Regions from separate parts of the Homo sapiens genome. Here regions 1 and 2 are each linked to region 3. A link is a loop called in an ENCODE intact Hi-C map of the cell type or tissue named here. Cell type or tissue: PC-9. All regions are shown on one strand. Each heading gives the region's core, and the rest is flanking DNA. Links, peaks and the distances in the headings are about the cores only. Region 1 overlaps SMAD3 (SMAD family member 3). Region 2 overlaps AAGAB (alpha and gamma adaptin binding protein). Region 3 overlaps IQCH (IQ motif containing H).

Evidence for each region. Hi-C counts contacts between places; a loop is a spot of excess contacts. Peaks named below come from ENCODE experiments on the same cell type or tissue, not always from the same donor. Only the 100,000 strongest peaks of a DNase experiment are listed, where the experiment ranks them.
Region 1: a loop joins it to region 3, with 3 times the contacts of the local background. A loop is called at or near these places in 2 of 110 quality-filtered maps.
Region 2: it touches region 3 in a loop (4-fold over the local background); 3 of 110 quality-filtered maps call a loop at or near these places.

Annotation. Positions count from the first base shown.
Region 1 is chr15:67,104,909-67,109,908 of GRCh38, forward strand. The region is part of intron 1 of SMAD3 (SMAD family member 3); the gene reads left to right. Among named protein-coding and RNA genes, the nearest start is that of SMAD3-AS1, 40 kb to the right of the region's middle. RefSeq lists enhancers at 929-1,628, 1,881-3,080 and a silencer at 1,983-2,277. In PC-9, for the core only: no CTCF peak of the experiment used is centred there; DNase peaks (open chromatin) are centred at 653 and 2,243; H3K4me3 peaks cover 851 bases; H3K27ac peaks cover 5,000 bases.
Region 2 is chr15:67,198,834-67,205,183 of GRCh38, forward strand. AAGAB (alpha and gamma adaptin binding protein) reads right to left here. Exons shown (of 10, transcript NM_024666.5): 8 at 5,211-5,315; 9 at 4,715-4,764; 10 at 1,834-4,065. The coding sequence ends at 3,988. Among named protein-coding and RNA genes, the nearest start is that of AAGAB, 53 kb to the right of the region's middle. In PC-9, for the core only: no CTCF peak of the experiment used is centred there; a DNase peak (open chromatin) is centred at 2,538.
Region 3 is chr15:67,302,035-67,307,034 of GRCh38, forward strand. All of the region lies in intron 4 of IQCH (IQ motif containing H), which reads left to right. Among named protein-coding and RNA genes, the nearest start is that of IQCH, 50 kb to the left of the region's middle. In PC-9, for the core only: a CTCF peak has its summit at 1,908; no DNase peak of the experiment used is centred there.

The DNA of each region.
Region 1 (5,000 bases), core at 1-5,000, 200 kb before region 3:
AAAGCTGTCTGGGGACAGACACCGTGCAGCTGCGTGCAGACTTCTTTCAGAGTTTGATCTTGCAGGCTTCCCAGTGGCTCTGCTCTTCCTTGTCTGCTTCCTGGGGGTCTCTCAGTATCAAAGCCACCTGTGGCTCCATCTCACCTCCCTGAACAGGAGGCACTGTTTGTCAGGAGGCCTTGCCACCTTTGGCCCTTTCTTTCCAAAGAAAGATCCCTGGCCTGGAGTTTTTGTCTCAGCTCTGTTGTGTGACCTTAGGCAAGTCAGTTGACTTCTCTGAGCCTCAGTTTACTCCTTAGTAAACAAAAAGGTTGGATGAGGCGCTCTCCAAAGTTCTTGCCCTCTGTGTCCTTCCTCTGCGTTCTACAGGGAGGGAGTAGCTGCCTCTGTTTGGTGGTGGGGACTCAGGCAGGATGGGTAGGGAGGGGTAGGGGAACAAGATCATGGCGCACCTCCACGGCCACAGTGGAAACCTTGAACCTTGAGCTGTATGCGGTGAGTCCAGGATGCTGAGAAGATGCCGGGCTGTTGGGTAAGCAGAGCCCCTACGGGAAGCAAAGAGTATTATTCAGCCCTGTGGAATGCTGAGGCAGGGCTGAGCTTGGGCAGGGTGGCTGAGAGAATTGTGGCTCTAGCTGTGGGCAGAAATTCATGGCCTTGAAGAATGGCTACTGTATATACCAGTGATAAATATTAGTCACTCTGGCAGCAGAATGAGTTTCCTGTGCTGCATTTTTGGCACTTCCAGAAAAGGGAAAGCCTTTCTCTCTGACAGGGCACAGGAGGGAGAAACAGGAATGTGTCTCTTACCCTGATGCCCTGGCTGGAGATCCCGTGGGGTTTTCAACCTGCCTGAAGCAACGCAGGGCCTGCTAATGCCTCCTGTTGCCCTAGGTCAGGCCAGGGCCCATTGTTGACATCTGTGCTGTGCTGCCTCTGAAGGTCTTGCTTGAGCATGTCCTGAATGGAAGGCTTCATCTGCATTCATTCCCCGGCCCTCCCTGCCGTCTGCACAGCCTCCTCCAGGCCTCCCCTTCCCAGTGAAAAGCACCACCATCCAGACCTCAGGAAGCAATCATTTTAGCCTCTTCTCCTTCTCCCTCACCATCCAGGACATCACTGAGCCCTGTCAGTTCTGCCCCCAGAATATCTAAGTTCATCCAATGCCCCATTTCCACTGCTGCTTCCTCACCCAAATCAGGATGTTTCTGGCCCCGTCTCCCTCCTACCTGGTCTCCCTGCCTGTACCCTCCTCTCCACTGGGCCCATTCTCCACCGGCAGCCAGCATGATCTCTAAGAAATGTACATCTGTCATCTGTCATATCTGCTGAAAATTGTTCAGGGCTTCCTGCTGCCTTGAGAATGAGGGTCTGAATCCCAAACAAGGGTTCAAATCTCAACCTCTCAGGCCTACCCTGACCTTACGTATCTTTCCTCAGGGCCTGTGCACATGCTGTTCCTTCTTCCTGGAATGCTTGTCCCCATAGTTTTCAGCTGGCGAATGTGAGTCAGGTCTCCCCTTAAATGTCATCTAAGAGAGCCCTTTCTAATTCCTCCCCTTCATCTTAACTCTATCCCCAATACACTCTCTCACAGAGACTGTTCTTTTCCTTCTGAGACCCTACTCCAGCTTGTAGTTCTAAATCTGTGATTATGCACTGTCTGTCTTCCTCTTGAGGTCAGGGGCCATTTCTTTTGTTCTCTGCTATGCTCAGGACCCAGATCAAAGGAGCTCAGTAACTATTTACAGGCGTACATCATATGTGGAGGACACTTATGCTGTGATGGCCCCACACACAGCTTCCTTTGGGGTCTGTCCCCTGCTCTCCGTTACCCGCGTGGTAGCCACTGAGCACTGGCTCTTCCTGGCTTCACTCTCTGGCATCAAAACTTATCAGTCCTACATCTCAGTCTTTTGCAAGGTGACACTTATCTGATTACCTAATTCACACGAAGGTGTTAATGGTGGTAATGGCATAGTATTTATTACCCCAGGGGACCCAGAACGGTGGTATCAAAACATATCATTCCCCAGTGGTTTAAAACTCTGGTAGCTTTCCAGGGAGTCCAAGTGGAGTCCAGTCTCCTTAGCTGAGTTCACAGGGCCCCGTCTGCACGACTTGGCTTCTGTCGGCTTCCCTAGCCCTGACTTCCCAAGCCTTAGTCATCACCCTCTCTCCCACCCAGGGCTCAGCACAGTACCTGGAACAGTCAAGCCCTCAATAAATGTTTACTGAGTGCATTAAAAAAAAAAAAAAGATTTTAATGAGTCATGCTTTAACTGAAGATTTTAGTGTAGTCAGTCATTGGGCCTTGGATGCCAAAGGAATGACAAATGGTGGGAATTTCAGGCACAGTGACTGTGATAGCCCCAAGGAAACCAAGAGAGAAGTAGCTTTATCTGGGTGGAGGGGAGTGGGCCTTTCAGAGCCTCGAAATCTTCCCACCTGCTGCGCCACTCCCACCACATAAGCACCCCACCCTTCTTCCCAGGGTGAGATTTCTCAGCTCTGCTTTCTGGGGTGCCAGACAAGGGGAGAGCCTTGTTGCCATGCCCTCCTGCCCTCCTGCCCTCCTGATGCAGTCTGTGGTCACCTGCAGGCAGAGACAGATGAAGTCCGTCATTCGGCTGCGAGTAATTTCTGATGGGAGAGGGGCTTCCCCCGGCCCTTCCCGCCTCTCTGAGCCTTGCCACGGTCACTTGGTTTGCCCAGCCTAAGTCACTGCCTGTCGCTGTGGTTATTGCATGGACAGGGCCTCCCTCTGTCCCTCCACTTCCCTTCCCTGCCCCATACTGTTGCCCTCACCCACCCCAAAGCCTCACCCTTCCCTTCCATAGGGATATGGCCTGATAGAGGAGGAGCCATTTGATTTTGACTATTGTTGAAATTGAGTGGGGAATTTTGGGTTTGTTTTAGGTTTTGGAAGGGAGGATTATCTGAGGCTTGAGGCTTCTGTGATACTGACATCTGGTGTGGAAAGTCATCCTCCCTCACCTAGGTGACTGGGCCTCCAGGTCATCTCCCCGAGCAGCCTCCCTGGATCTGCTCTCCTCTCCCCCCCACCCCCCCACCACCTCCCGCGCTGTGCCCAGGGTGATCTTTCTAAAGGACAGATCTTGCTTCAGCACCTCCCTGGTTAGAACCCTTCCGTCCAGTGGTTCCTAGTGCTTCGGGGATAACTCGCCTTGTCCCTTGGGGTCTGCACAGCGTCCTCCATCTCCTCTCACTTGGCCTTGCCCTCGGGGGCTCCGGTAAGAAGCTTTCCAACCTGGCAGCTGCAGACTCTGTGCGGTTGTATTATTGCTGTAAATGGGCAGGGATTACGCATTTGTGGAGTGACTGATTTCAAGTACAACTGCCACCATGGGAGAGGTCTGTGAAAATCACTGGAATTGAAAATGACCATGCTTTGCCCAAAAAGGTTGAGAATCCCCACTCTGATGATACTAGAAGCCTGCTTGCCTCCCCACCCTGTGCCAAGCCATTTCTTGCCTCCTTGCTTTGCCCATACCAGCCTGGAATGTCCCAAGCCTATTCAACTTACTTCCTCCAAAACGTAGTCCCATCTTGATCTCCAGGAAGCAGCCTTCAGATGCCCCCTCCTCCTGGCCACTGCAAATGTGTCCCCCCAGCTGCTGAGCATGCCTAGGTCTGACACACACCACGATATGTTGAAATCATTGGTTTCTGGGTTATTCTTCTCACAGTCCCAGGCAGTGAGCCCTCAAGGACAGGGGCTCCATGGGACTGGTCTCTGGGTCGGAGGCCAGGACCCAGGTCACTAAGGGCATGTCACTCATCTGGACCACAGCTCCCTGCCTTGTGGTGTGGACTCTGTTCTCTGCACTGGGCTCGTTCTAAAACGGAGCATTTGGTCCTTGCAGCCTGCCTTGTGGTTTATGACTTAGTAGATTGAAAATGACAGTTGTGCTCTATTTTCATTTGGAAAGAAAAAAAAAAGTGGAAAACCAGAGATTGCACTGATCTGGAGGTAGAGAGAAAACTGTGGAGATCAAAGAAGATATTATGTATTATGAATGTTACACAGATCAAGGCATGTTTGAAATAGGCTTAATTTTCCTCAAGTTGGCTTTTGTCTCACAATTGAGTTCTTGTTGACGAAGACCAGTTATTATTCGTCTTCGTGTCTCTGGAGTCTAGCACCTAGCACGGTGCCTGATAAAGCATGGTCACTTCACAAATACTTGTCGAAGAATGCATGGGATGAATATGCATTTGGGTATTTTTAATGCTTGATGATTAGAACATTCTCATGGCTTGTTAACTTGTAAGACATAATTTTCATTGTAAGTTCTTTGTGTGTGCAAATGCTTTTTGTGTGGAATGCTTGCCATGCACTGAAAAATGCTTTGTGATAGCAGTTTTGAAAAATTGAGTCATTTTGCCCTGATTGAAGCTGGGTGACCTTGTGCAAGTCACTTTAACCCTCTGGGACTTGTGGCCCTCATCTGTAAAATGGGTAGAAGGTCAGAGTGGACCTCGTGGCCTGAGAGGCTAGTACCCCATGCTGCATGTAAGTCTTACATCCTCCTCTTTGGTGATTGGATACTGACCCTCTCCCCAGGGGTTCCTGCACAGAGCTGGAATTCTCTCTGGTGTCTTTGCATTCTAGTGGGTGGAATGCCTTGTTTCTCAGTAGCAATGAGAAATGTTAATGTGAGGTTATGAAAGCAAGCCAAGAGCCATGGAATAATTAAAACACACACGCACACAAAGAAGGAAAAGCGAGAGGGGGAAACACACTTAATGGACAAGGGATGAGTAAAACCCAATGGACTGAGAAAACCCCAGAGCTGAACTTCACATGACCCCGCGTGCTGCCTGCAGTTGCGACACCCGCGTGCCCCTTACGCTCCGCCGGCCTCTCAGTGATGTCAGTGGGCCATGGGCCCCACAGGAAGCAGGGGCTGCCATCAGCCTGGTGGAGCGTGCCAGCCCGCTCCTCCTCCACGGCCCACTTCCCACCCACCCGGGTC
Region 2 (6,350 bases), core at 1-5,000, 100 kb before region 3:
AGGCCGTCTAACTTCACCATTAATGACTTCCTGAGAATTTCCTGGGGAAGCATGATTGTTGCAGGCCATGTCCTTGGAATTCAGATTAAAAGAATCTTTTCTCTCCTAAACTATGCTGTTGTTTCCATAAAGTTCCTACCCTAGGCCTTAGTCCACATTTTTGTGTAATAGCATTAAAGCCACCTGGCTGATAATAGCAAGGGCAGGAGCAATGATTGGACACTTCATTAGAGAGAACCCAAGAGGCTTCCTAGTCAGTAAACTGGGCATAAGCAAGCAGCTTGGGGTGCCTGGTTATGCCTCCCAGATCTGTAGTTGTGCGGAGGAAGTGTTTGGGCATAACAATGGATACACAGAAAGGGGTTTTAAAAGTTTTTTTTTTTCTTTTCACCCCCAGGCCTGTGTTCCAAAGATGCAGTAATAACCATTAGGGCCAGGTTTTGAATCACAATGTTTTCAAAAGGAAACAAAGTAGAACTGTAAATCCCTAAGAGTGGGAATACGCTATTGCTGTTACCTTTTTTGTTAATTCTTCTGCAAACCAGAGGAACAACTTAGGATAGAGCAAGATACTTCCTATGCTAGAACCTAATTCTGAGTAAGGATACCTACATTAAGAGCAAGCTTTGTGATGTTAACAACAGGCATATGTAATGCCAAAGTATGAACTTTACAGGATCTCTAAGACGTTTTCTGTAAGAGCTTACATGCCAAAGATGCCAGGATGGATCACTAAACCCTGAGTGGAATCGAAAATACTAGAATTATGCCGCACAGTCAGCATTCTACTTTCATGAGACATACAAATTATGGGAAAGTTAACGGGGTTGTTTTCAAACTAACCTTGTACTAACATAGTACTGGGTTCAGTACACATGACCAGATTTTTTTACACTTACTCCACCTATAGTCCTCTAATAAGATTTGGTACTTAATGACATAATGCTGTAGCTAAATTGTCTATTGTAAAATTAACAGGGGCAGCAGAGAGTGAAGAGCAAATCTAATGCATTAGAACATTCACTGAAACTCTTGTCTCCATCAATCAGAACGTTCAATGAATCAGAACCCCTAATGAATCAGAACCTCTGACCACACTGGACACGTTTGCTAAATTTAGCTTTGTATCGGCAAACGCTGAAGCTCAGAATAGTTTACAGAGCTCTCATCTTACCCTTAGACAGTGATTCTTCTAAGACTGCTTTTCCATGGCAGGCCAAGGCAAGGCAAGGGGCATTCCACATGCTCTCTCAACGCCCATTGTTAAGAGACTGGCCCAAGGTTAAATGAATCTGACAAGCCATGGCAAAAATGTTGATCCCGACCTCTCCACAGTGGGACCAGGAAATTAGCCATATATCACATTTCACGTGTTAGAAGTAGTTTGCAGGAATGGCCTAACATGCTCTATGGTCCTTGAACCACATCCCATATTACTCAACCATCTAAGTCTAGCTTCCCTGAATCTCTAGCTTCTCTGAATTAGACGTGGCCAAGTTCTATAAATAGAGAGCAAGCAAACTGGTTCTGTCAATCTTCTCATACTCTGGCAAGATGGCATATTTTAAAATTATAAAAATATCTATGTCTTCATCACTCTAAAATTATTACATAACACATGATTTTCTCAGGGGAAAAATGTTTATTCTTGTCTTCCCTTACCTTCCAGCACTTATGTATGGACCTTCAAACTTTGTGATCATATTCATCAAACACAAACCATACTTTACAACCAAAACTAAGGGCCTACTATGTGCCAAACACTATGTGCCAAACACTATGTTATGCAAATCAAGAAATGTTTAAGGAAAAAACAACCAAAAACCAAGTCTCTTATTTTAAATTCCAGCTGGCAATTCTGTAACAACTTGTGGTAGCATGAACATAGGTCACTTTAGATAGACTGCAGCTATTACTGTAGTGTTAGCTCATGATCACTATTCTAACATGGGCTTTTAGTAGATTTCACTAGAGACCTTCATCCCATATGTCCCTAGAAGAGGCCAATATCCCTGCATAGCTGAGGTCTTAAAAACATGACATTACATATGCAGGGTAAATTCTAAAATAGTGAGCTTGACAGACTCTTCCACTATTCACTATATATGTCTAATCCAATGAAGGATATAGGGCTTCCCTCACTCATACCCCCTAATAAAAAACCACAAAATCATAATAATAGACATTAGCACAGTTTATAAATAAATCACATTTTAATCATCTGGCTTTGTTTAATCTACAAAATCAAATTCACAGCTTTTTCTAGTCTGGTCTGTTTTTTCTAACCAGATGGCCTAGTATATTTTCTAAAACCTTCCATCTTTTAAGGAAAACATGTTCCACCTTTTTTTTTTTTTTGCAATCCCAGAGCCAACTTCCCTAATGCAATCACCTCAAAGAAACACTGATGGGCTGGTGGTGAACCACAGACTCAAAGTCTTTCAGAACAGTAAAAGAAAAAAAAAAAAAAAGGAACAAAAGGTCACTAAGCAATGTCCAGTGTTCCCTGGAAAGCCTCTTCCTGAATGCTCCAGTCACTGAGCTGTCCCCTCCCTGTGGTCACTCCTGCTGGCCCCTGTAGCATTCCATTCCTTCTGCCATCTGTTTCAGGTTCTGCAGTGCTTATAAGGTAGTGTCTGGAGGGGTGTGAGCCTTATTTCTTTCTGCTCCTAACCCAACCTGTTTCTTTCATGCTGTGTAAATGGTTCTAGAGCCCACCTAGGCCAGAACCAGTTCTCAGCTGGTGTGCGGGCACCTTCCATCCACTGTACTATGTGCCAGTTCAGAGCCACAGCAGTAATGATCACAGTGAGGGCTAATGATATGCATTACAAAGTCTACAAAAACAAATAAGGATTTTTATTTGCAGTACTTTCCACTCTTCCTTTAAAAACTTGCCATTTGCTTATCAGTTCCTCTGGGGCTGACCCACTCAAACAAGACAAAGGATAAAGAACAAAAGATAGTCCTCCGAGGTTACAGGCTTGGAAGGGCAGAGAGGAGCTACGAACCTTGGAAGAAAAACAAGGTGCTCAGGAATTCATCGCCTAACATTTCACTTCCCCACCCACCCCTTAGTGCTCCCACTTTGGCAGTGATCTCTCTTTGGCTTTAAAGAGAAAGGGGGAAATGTGCCTTGTTTTGCAGGTGTGCAACAACACAGCTCTGGCATCTCAAGCAGCAGGGGAGAACTCTAAGACAGAAGAATTTCTTCATGAAAATCACGGTATGTTATCACATACTGTCTCCATGGCCCATACAAGGACTCCTTAAGGTTCTCTCTAACATACAACATATCCCCCACAACTCAGTAGAGAGGTTTTCTTCCCACTGGAATAGAAATCCTTTGCCTCATTTATTACAGTCTAAAAATCCACACTGGCTTTTTGATTCTTTCTAGCATGAGCTCAGACACTATACTTCAAAAGAATGCCCAGAGGCATTTTCTTAGGTAGAGACTTAGCTGCGGGCTGAGACTTCGGCCCCACATAGCTCACATCAATTCTGCAGCTGCCTCCTTTCCTCCCAATAAAAGCATCATAGCTCAGAGCTACAAGCTCCTTGAATGGAGAAAACCCAAATCACCCAGGAAAGGTGACACAACTCCTGATGTGCAGTATCAAGTGTGAATGCTGGAAATGCTACTTAAAAGGTTGACCAGGAATGGCCTGGAGGTTGTCTTCAACTTGAGTAAATCACACAGACCTCTGAGATTTATCCTACCCTCATTCCTAGAACAAAAAAAAAGTATATTTAAGAAATCCTCACTCATTACTATCACTGTATTCCTCACTCTCTTACAATATACTGAGGAAAAAAAAGATTTCTCCTTAACCTCCTACTAAAAACTAAAATTAAGGGGACCCTATAAACAAGTCAGGCAGCCAACATGATAAGGGCAATTTTGGCAAAATATGACTGGGCTGAGTAGAGAGGTATCTCAGAGACAGCTAGCATCTTTGTTGGTCAAACCCTAGTATGAATAATTCAGTGCTCTTCATCAGATGAAAGGCCTTCAATTTCATCTCTGTCTCCCCCGATTGCCATCCAGAATGCTTTGGCCACCTGTGGAGAGAAGCATGCAACAAATTTTAGGCAACAGCTACATTTCAGCTTGTTTCATATGTCATACCTTAAACTGACTGAGACCTAAAATTCTGCACTTTGCCCTCCAGTCCTCTGGCAACACATATCAGAACCCTTGAATACCATTTGACCCATGATCGCCACATCTAGAAATTTATACCAAGGATATATTTAGAGTTGTATACAAAGATGATGTGTAAAGACATGCACAGCTTTGTTATTTATAGAAGCAAAAAATGCACATGACCTAAATGTCCAAAAGGGAACAGGATAAATTATGACACATATCAGGGAACACCATCAACCATACAAGTTTCCTGCCAATAGCATGTGTTGTGTTGGTAATAATAAAACAAAACAACTAAGAGTTTTCTGGCCCAATAGTTAGAAAGGCAAACATCCTGAGTCTCAATAAAGGTTCCACATCACTCACCATCCAGGTGAAAAATCTTGGTTTGACTGCAGCAACTATACTATTACTGTATAAATATTTAATTAGTTAGAAGTTAATATTCAATGAAAAGCTCACACTAAGACCCTTCAGAAATACACAAGTGTGATATATAATTATAATAATAGCACTGGACCTTTTATAGGTATTCAATAAATACCTGGCTGATTGTCTCACCTTTTCTGCATGCACTTTTCTTTGCTCATGAGGAAGCGTCGCAGCCTTGTCTAGGGGGAAAATATATCTTAAGAAATTTGTCTAATAGCACAGGATAACCTGGAGTATATGAATAACACTAGAAGATGGGAGACGGGTTTCAAAGACATGTTTATGATGTAGTCATTACATGTATTAGGAAGTTTTTAAGTCTTCCAAATTTTCCAGATGGGAATGATGTGAGTAAATTGGTAGGGATCTTACAGTTTCCACCTTATGTAACACATTGAAAGAAACAAGGCAAAAGCAGGAAAAGTAAAAAGAAAGAGAACGAAGATGGAAAAATTTTCCCCAGGGAATTTTTTTTTTTTACCAAGTCCCAGGAGTAGCTAAGTTTCTCAAGACAGCTGAGACCAGAACAAGGAATCCAATCCAGCAGTTAACAAAATAAAATGCTACTACGTAAAACAGACAAGCATCAACATGGGAACATATTAGACACAATGGATCTGATTACCTTTCATTTCCTTTAACTTTGAAAAGAGTCTTTCAAAATTCTCCACATCTCCTCCTCCAGTGGTAAGACTGGCTAATTCTTGAATATCCAGATCTAACATGGGATCTGAAATAGGGATTTGTCACATTATCTGTCACGTTATTTGCATATGTGCTACACTCAGAGAATCCTAAGGCAAATGCTAACCTTGATGAAGTCACCAATGATCGAAGGCCCAGTGTATACCAGCTTTACAGCTCATGGCTCACCCTGCTTGGCTGCTAGTGGGCCCTCACAAATGAAGAGTAACTATTTTATCCTCACAACATCGTCATGAGGTAAGGAGTACTATTTCCATTTTAAAGATGAGAAAACCACATCTCAGAGTTGAAGTGACTTGCCGAGGTGACAGCTAGTAAGTTGATTCAGACGCAGGTGTTTCCAACTCGGAAAGCATACTCACTCCACTAAGGTACACTGATTCACCAATAATGACTAAAGTTTATGCCATATTTTACTGTACAACAAATATTTTCACATCTATTACCGACAACCACTATAAAAGGTGATTAGAACAGATAACATTATCTGAGAATAACAGAAATGATATGAAAAAAAAACCTGTATCTAAAAATGAACTCATCTAAAATTACAGCTATTCAGAGGTAGAGCTGATTTAAATTCATATTTTCTTACTACAAATCTTTTACTGTTTCTACCTTGGCACACTGCTTCTTTATTAAAGTTTGTTTTTAATCAGAATTTTAACTCCTTCTCCACTCCAGGCCCACTATGTTTAGAATGTCTTCCCTGCCCATCCCACTTTCACAGGTCTCCTTCCTTAGAATTCTTTCTACACTTATTGTTTCCAGAACTGTCTTAGCACTTGCATATATTACCTTGTATTCTAACATTTCTCCACCACTACTTTAATAAGTACTACTACCATAAGAGAGAATTTGCTTTGGATCTGCACCACTGAATGCTTTAACTTACATGGTTCCACTGCATCTTTGCAACAGCCCTATGAGGAAAGATTTATCACCGTTATTTTACAGAAGAGGAAACTAATGCCAACAGAGGTTAATTTATTCAAGGTAAGGCCATTACTAGCGATAAAGCCATGATTTGAACCCAGCTGTACAGGACTCCAATGACTAT
Region 3 (5,000 bases), core at 1-5,000:
GATTCTGTATTTGGCCATTTCCTCCCTACACCAGACCTATAACCACACAAACTTGATGGAGCATGATAAAACTAAGAAAACTGCTATGAGCCAATAATCCCATAATTAAAATGTTCTAACAAAGCTTAGACGTGATAGATGAAGCTATTACCATCAATTCTGTATCCAGAATACACACATTTTAAAAACACCCTAATTACAGAAACCCACATCCAGTCAATACAATACATATTAGCAATTTCCCAATCCTTGGTAGAATAGAAATTATTCTGAAAGTTTAAGAAGGAAAAAATTATGTTCAGGTATTAATTTCAATAGAAGAGGCAATCTGCTTCCATGCAAAAACCCTGGAGTAGTGCTGTGAGTGTTACCCACAGAAGAAAAGCCATTTATAATTAGGTACGACATTACTTTTGTGACCACGTGTACCTCAAGGAGAAGGAAATAGACATGCCTTGTTTGCATCCTGTATCCTTGCCCAGATTAAATAAAGTGGACAGTTGAGGGCAGTTATTTGGAGATTTGGTTTAAGAAATGCTATTGGTCGACTACAGTGGCTCATGCCTGTAATCCCAGCACTTTGGGAGGCTAAGGCAGGTGGATCACGAGGTCAGGAGTTCGAGACCAGCCTGACCAACATGGTGAAACCCTGTCTCTACTAAAAATACAAAAATTAGCCGGGTGTGGTAGTGCACACCTGTAATCCCAGCTACTCAGGAGGCTGAGGCAGGAGAATCACTTGAACCTGGGAGGCGGAGGTTTCAGTGAACCGAGATTGTGTCACTGCACTCCAGCCTGGGTGACAGAGCGAGACTCCGTCTCAAAACAACAACAACAACAACAACAAAAAACCATGCTATTAAAAAGTAAAAGGAAGATTTGGGATATCTGTTAAAGACCTTACCTAAACGTATCTATGCTTATCTAGCATACATTCTGTAGATATTTTTGTAGCCTTCTTCACTTTGACCTTAGGCACAGACCCTTTATAAATGCTTATGTCAAAGAAATAGATGGATCATGAACAAATCTGTCCAATTCCTACAACATTTTAACAACTGCATCAGATCACCCTCAAAACTAAGACACTTAATTGAAAGGAAAACAGTTAGGTTGCTCACAATACTTCTAACCTCCTTTTTAAAAAGTTGCGAAGCCTACATATTTTGACTCCATTTTTATGAAATGTCCAGAATAGATACATCAGGAGAGACAGAAAGTAGATTACTGGTTGCCTGGAACTAGTGGGAAGAGGGAATGGGGAGCAATTGCTAATGGGTATGAGGTCTCATTTTCGGGGGATGCACATGTTCTGGAATTAGATAGTGGTGATGGTTGTGAATATACTGAAAACCACTGAATTGTACACTTTAAAGGGGTGAATTTTATGGTATATGCATTATATTACAATTTTTAAAATCACAAAAGACTAGAAATTATTAGTAATACCATATTCCCTACGTGCCAAATTATTTTTTAGCCTCAAATCATAGAATCCCAAAGCTTGGGCATGGTTCCTCAAGAGACCATTAAGTCTAACATGCATTTTGTGAATAGAGAAACTGACTTCCATAGAGGTGAAGTGACTTACCCAAGGTCACACACAGCAGTCGAGAGGAGAGCTGGCACCTAGGTGTCCTGACAACTATCTAGTGCCCCTTGCCACCACCACTATGTGGCCCACTCTCATGGTTTATCAAGCATGTCAACAATAACTAATTTGAATTATTTAAAATGAGGAATAAGTGGTTCAGACAAGAGGCTTTTATTTTTTTCTAATGAAAGCATAAATTATTCTTACAGATAAGAGAATCTCTGTGAAGGAGTAGATAAATTTGTTGTGGTAAATTTACCAGGCCCAAACTGAGATTTACCTGTAAATGTCCCTAGAGGAAAGTGGCCACATTAACAGACCAAGGGAGCCCTCTACCTGTGTATTTGTAGTATAGATTTCATTGACAAAATCCTTGACCTGGAAAGCTAAAAAGAAATTAAGACCAGGTATTCTATCTAGTCCTTTGCCCACCTTGGTTGGCTTCCAGCATTATTTTTAAGAAAATGTGTCTGAGGATGTATTTGTGGGAGCAATGGGATACACGGAGGAAAATCTACACAAAGTTCCTTTTCTGTGAATAAAAGGGACTGATTAGCAGCCTAAATAAAAGATCCAAATATATTTTTTTCCAGTGAGAATTTCATTAAAATAATTATTTCCAAAGAACTTTAAACTCCTTTGAGGATATAAAATGTTAGTAAGCATTTTTGTTCATCCAGCATGAAAGTTTCATTGTTTCTTTGTTTCAGCGAAAGATAGGGTTGAATGTAAAAATCTTGCAGGATCCTGAAAACATCCACCACAGAGCTGCTGTAAATGCGAACTATGGAATCAGTTTGCCATATATTAATCAGAGAAAAGCATGTGTAAGTAATGAGTTGTTTTAATGAGCTCTTATTTTTTTAAGAAATAAAAGTCATTTATTAGTAGTGTAAGATGTAATGTAGATGTTAAGTAAAGATTGTGATCCTTTTGTCTTTGGAATTTTTTGGAGATGAAATGGCTCTCATTCTGTTTATAATTAGCAATGATTAAGAAAATGTAAGCCTGTTTTTGAAGACTTATTTGTAGCTCATTCAGATTTCTCTATTTTATTTGATATTCCTAAATAATCTAGTACCATAATTTTAACGAGGAAATAATTTACCAGCAAAAAGAATTAATAGAGAAATTTTAAATATTGTATTTCTTTGATAGTAGGCTTACCACTAGAAAAATCCAAATAAAACAACAGCACAGAATCCTCTTCCATTGTGTATACTGTCATAATATGCAAATATTTGAGAATATTATTCTAAATCTGAGGCAAGCAGGGACTAAGCCTTTATGTCAGCAAAATAGTGAGAGGGAAAAATAGTCAAATGTAGATCTGCAGTAAGAGATCTCAGAGTCAATGCCATTTTTGCCATTGACTAGATGCTACCTTGTCCTAAAGCAAGGATTGTACTCTATGTTGTGGAGTTTTCTTAGGAGAATTAAGAGTAGTGCTTCATTTTAGCTGGGAAATTATTTAATTTGAGATCATTTCTAACACTGAAAACAATTACTGAGGTAACATCTCTATTTTTTTAAATACATTTTTAACCTTTGGCTTCTTTCAAAAGCTCTTAAATGTATGCCTTGGTGAAATCAAAACTAAAAACAAGATTAATGTTAGGATTAAATTGCAAAGCCATTTCTAACTAGCATAATAGTCTCTTAGGTTAATCTTCCAAATTTCCTACACAGACATTTTCAACTGCCTACTTCATTCGTGTAACCCTGAAATATATTTTCAGTTTCTTTATATGTGCTTTATGTTATTCTAACAGGTTTGGTTTAAGAGCACTTTATCTTACAAATACTTCTATAGCCTAAGAAATAACCAGAAAGTTAGATATTTTTATTCCTGCTGAAACTTTATTTAAAATGTCACTGTGAATAATGTGAAAGGGTTTTTATCTGCTTCCCATGAGCCCAAAGCCCCTGAAATACAAATATTATTTCTCTGGCAACACAGACAGAAGCAGATTTCTCTTTTGTTGTTGGTTTTCCTCTTCCATCTAGAATTAATATTGGCTTAGCTGGAGGAGTACTGAGGCTTTGTAGCCCGAGGCAACTGCTGTGTTTCATGTGAACTTTTTCTGATGAGTACTGGAGTTTTAAAAGGCATACCTCTAGATTTAAAAAGGATTATGCTTTGCTTTATGAATCTGAATGAAGATTCAGACTTAAGCAAATAGAGATTTCAAAATTATATCCAAAACTTGGGGCAGATTCTTAGTCATTAATTGTGTATTTTTCCAATTTCCAAATAGAATGAGTGCCTTGGATGTTGTATCTACATACTTTGAGCAAAGAGAATTTGGGAAAGCACTTCCCTTTTATGACATATAGCTAATAGATATTCATTTACTGTATTAAATCTCCTTTTTCCATCAAACTTGATGCCATAAAAATCTACACCAGAGCAATTTAAAATTGGATATACATTGTGTATATTTTTTTCAAACTGTTGGCCTTTTGATCAAATAGTTAGTTGACCCTATCATTTTATGTTGATATAGTTGTATGGTAATACTAACTGAAAAACAGTATTTTCATTTTGGATTTATAAAACAGAAGCATTGTGCAAAAAGTACTGTGAGAGAAGTGTGTTCAGGTATTTGGTTTTAAACAGTCATATAAAGCATTTGGGGATAAATGCAGTTGTGATTTACCACTTATAAAAATCATTTCAAAAGCACTTACCCAAACTAGAGTAATGTGTCTAGCATTGGGATGTATAGTTAATTAGAAAGGCATCATCAAAGCTAATCATTTTAGAACTAAACACTCAAACGGGATTATTATTTGGCTGCCGAGGGCCATGTGTTTCGTTACTTCTTATGAAACTTGATCAGCTTGTCAAAAGCTTGTAAATAACCTTAGACATTTTTGACAGAGCAAATGTGAATATGTAGCCAATTTCCATTATTTGTTCCTAGAAGCTGGTATCTTCTCCATCTTATGAAGTGGTGTATTCCTCCTGATAATAAGAGGCTGATGCCAGGATTTTAGTGCATTGAAAACACATATACCCCCTGCCACACACACATACTCATATTGCAAAACTATCTTCAGAATTTTATATCCTGTGACTCTGTTATGTAAAATCAATTTACCAAAAACATATTAAAAGTGAGACTCACTGGTGATTTTTTCAATATCTTCAATCTGCCAAATAGTAACAAACAACCTTCTAACATTTTTTCTAGTAGGTCCTCAAAGGTATGTGGAAACAAGAAGAAATCCCTGGTACTGTTCATGTTCCCTCACTGACATCCAGTTCCAGTTAGACTTTATAATACAACACATTAAGAAATCTACAGAAAATTTGACTTTGATTTATTCCTTTTAAATAAAAAGTGTTTCTTAAAAGGCTTGAAACATGTATCTGTTAACATGAATTTTAAAAGAACAATTA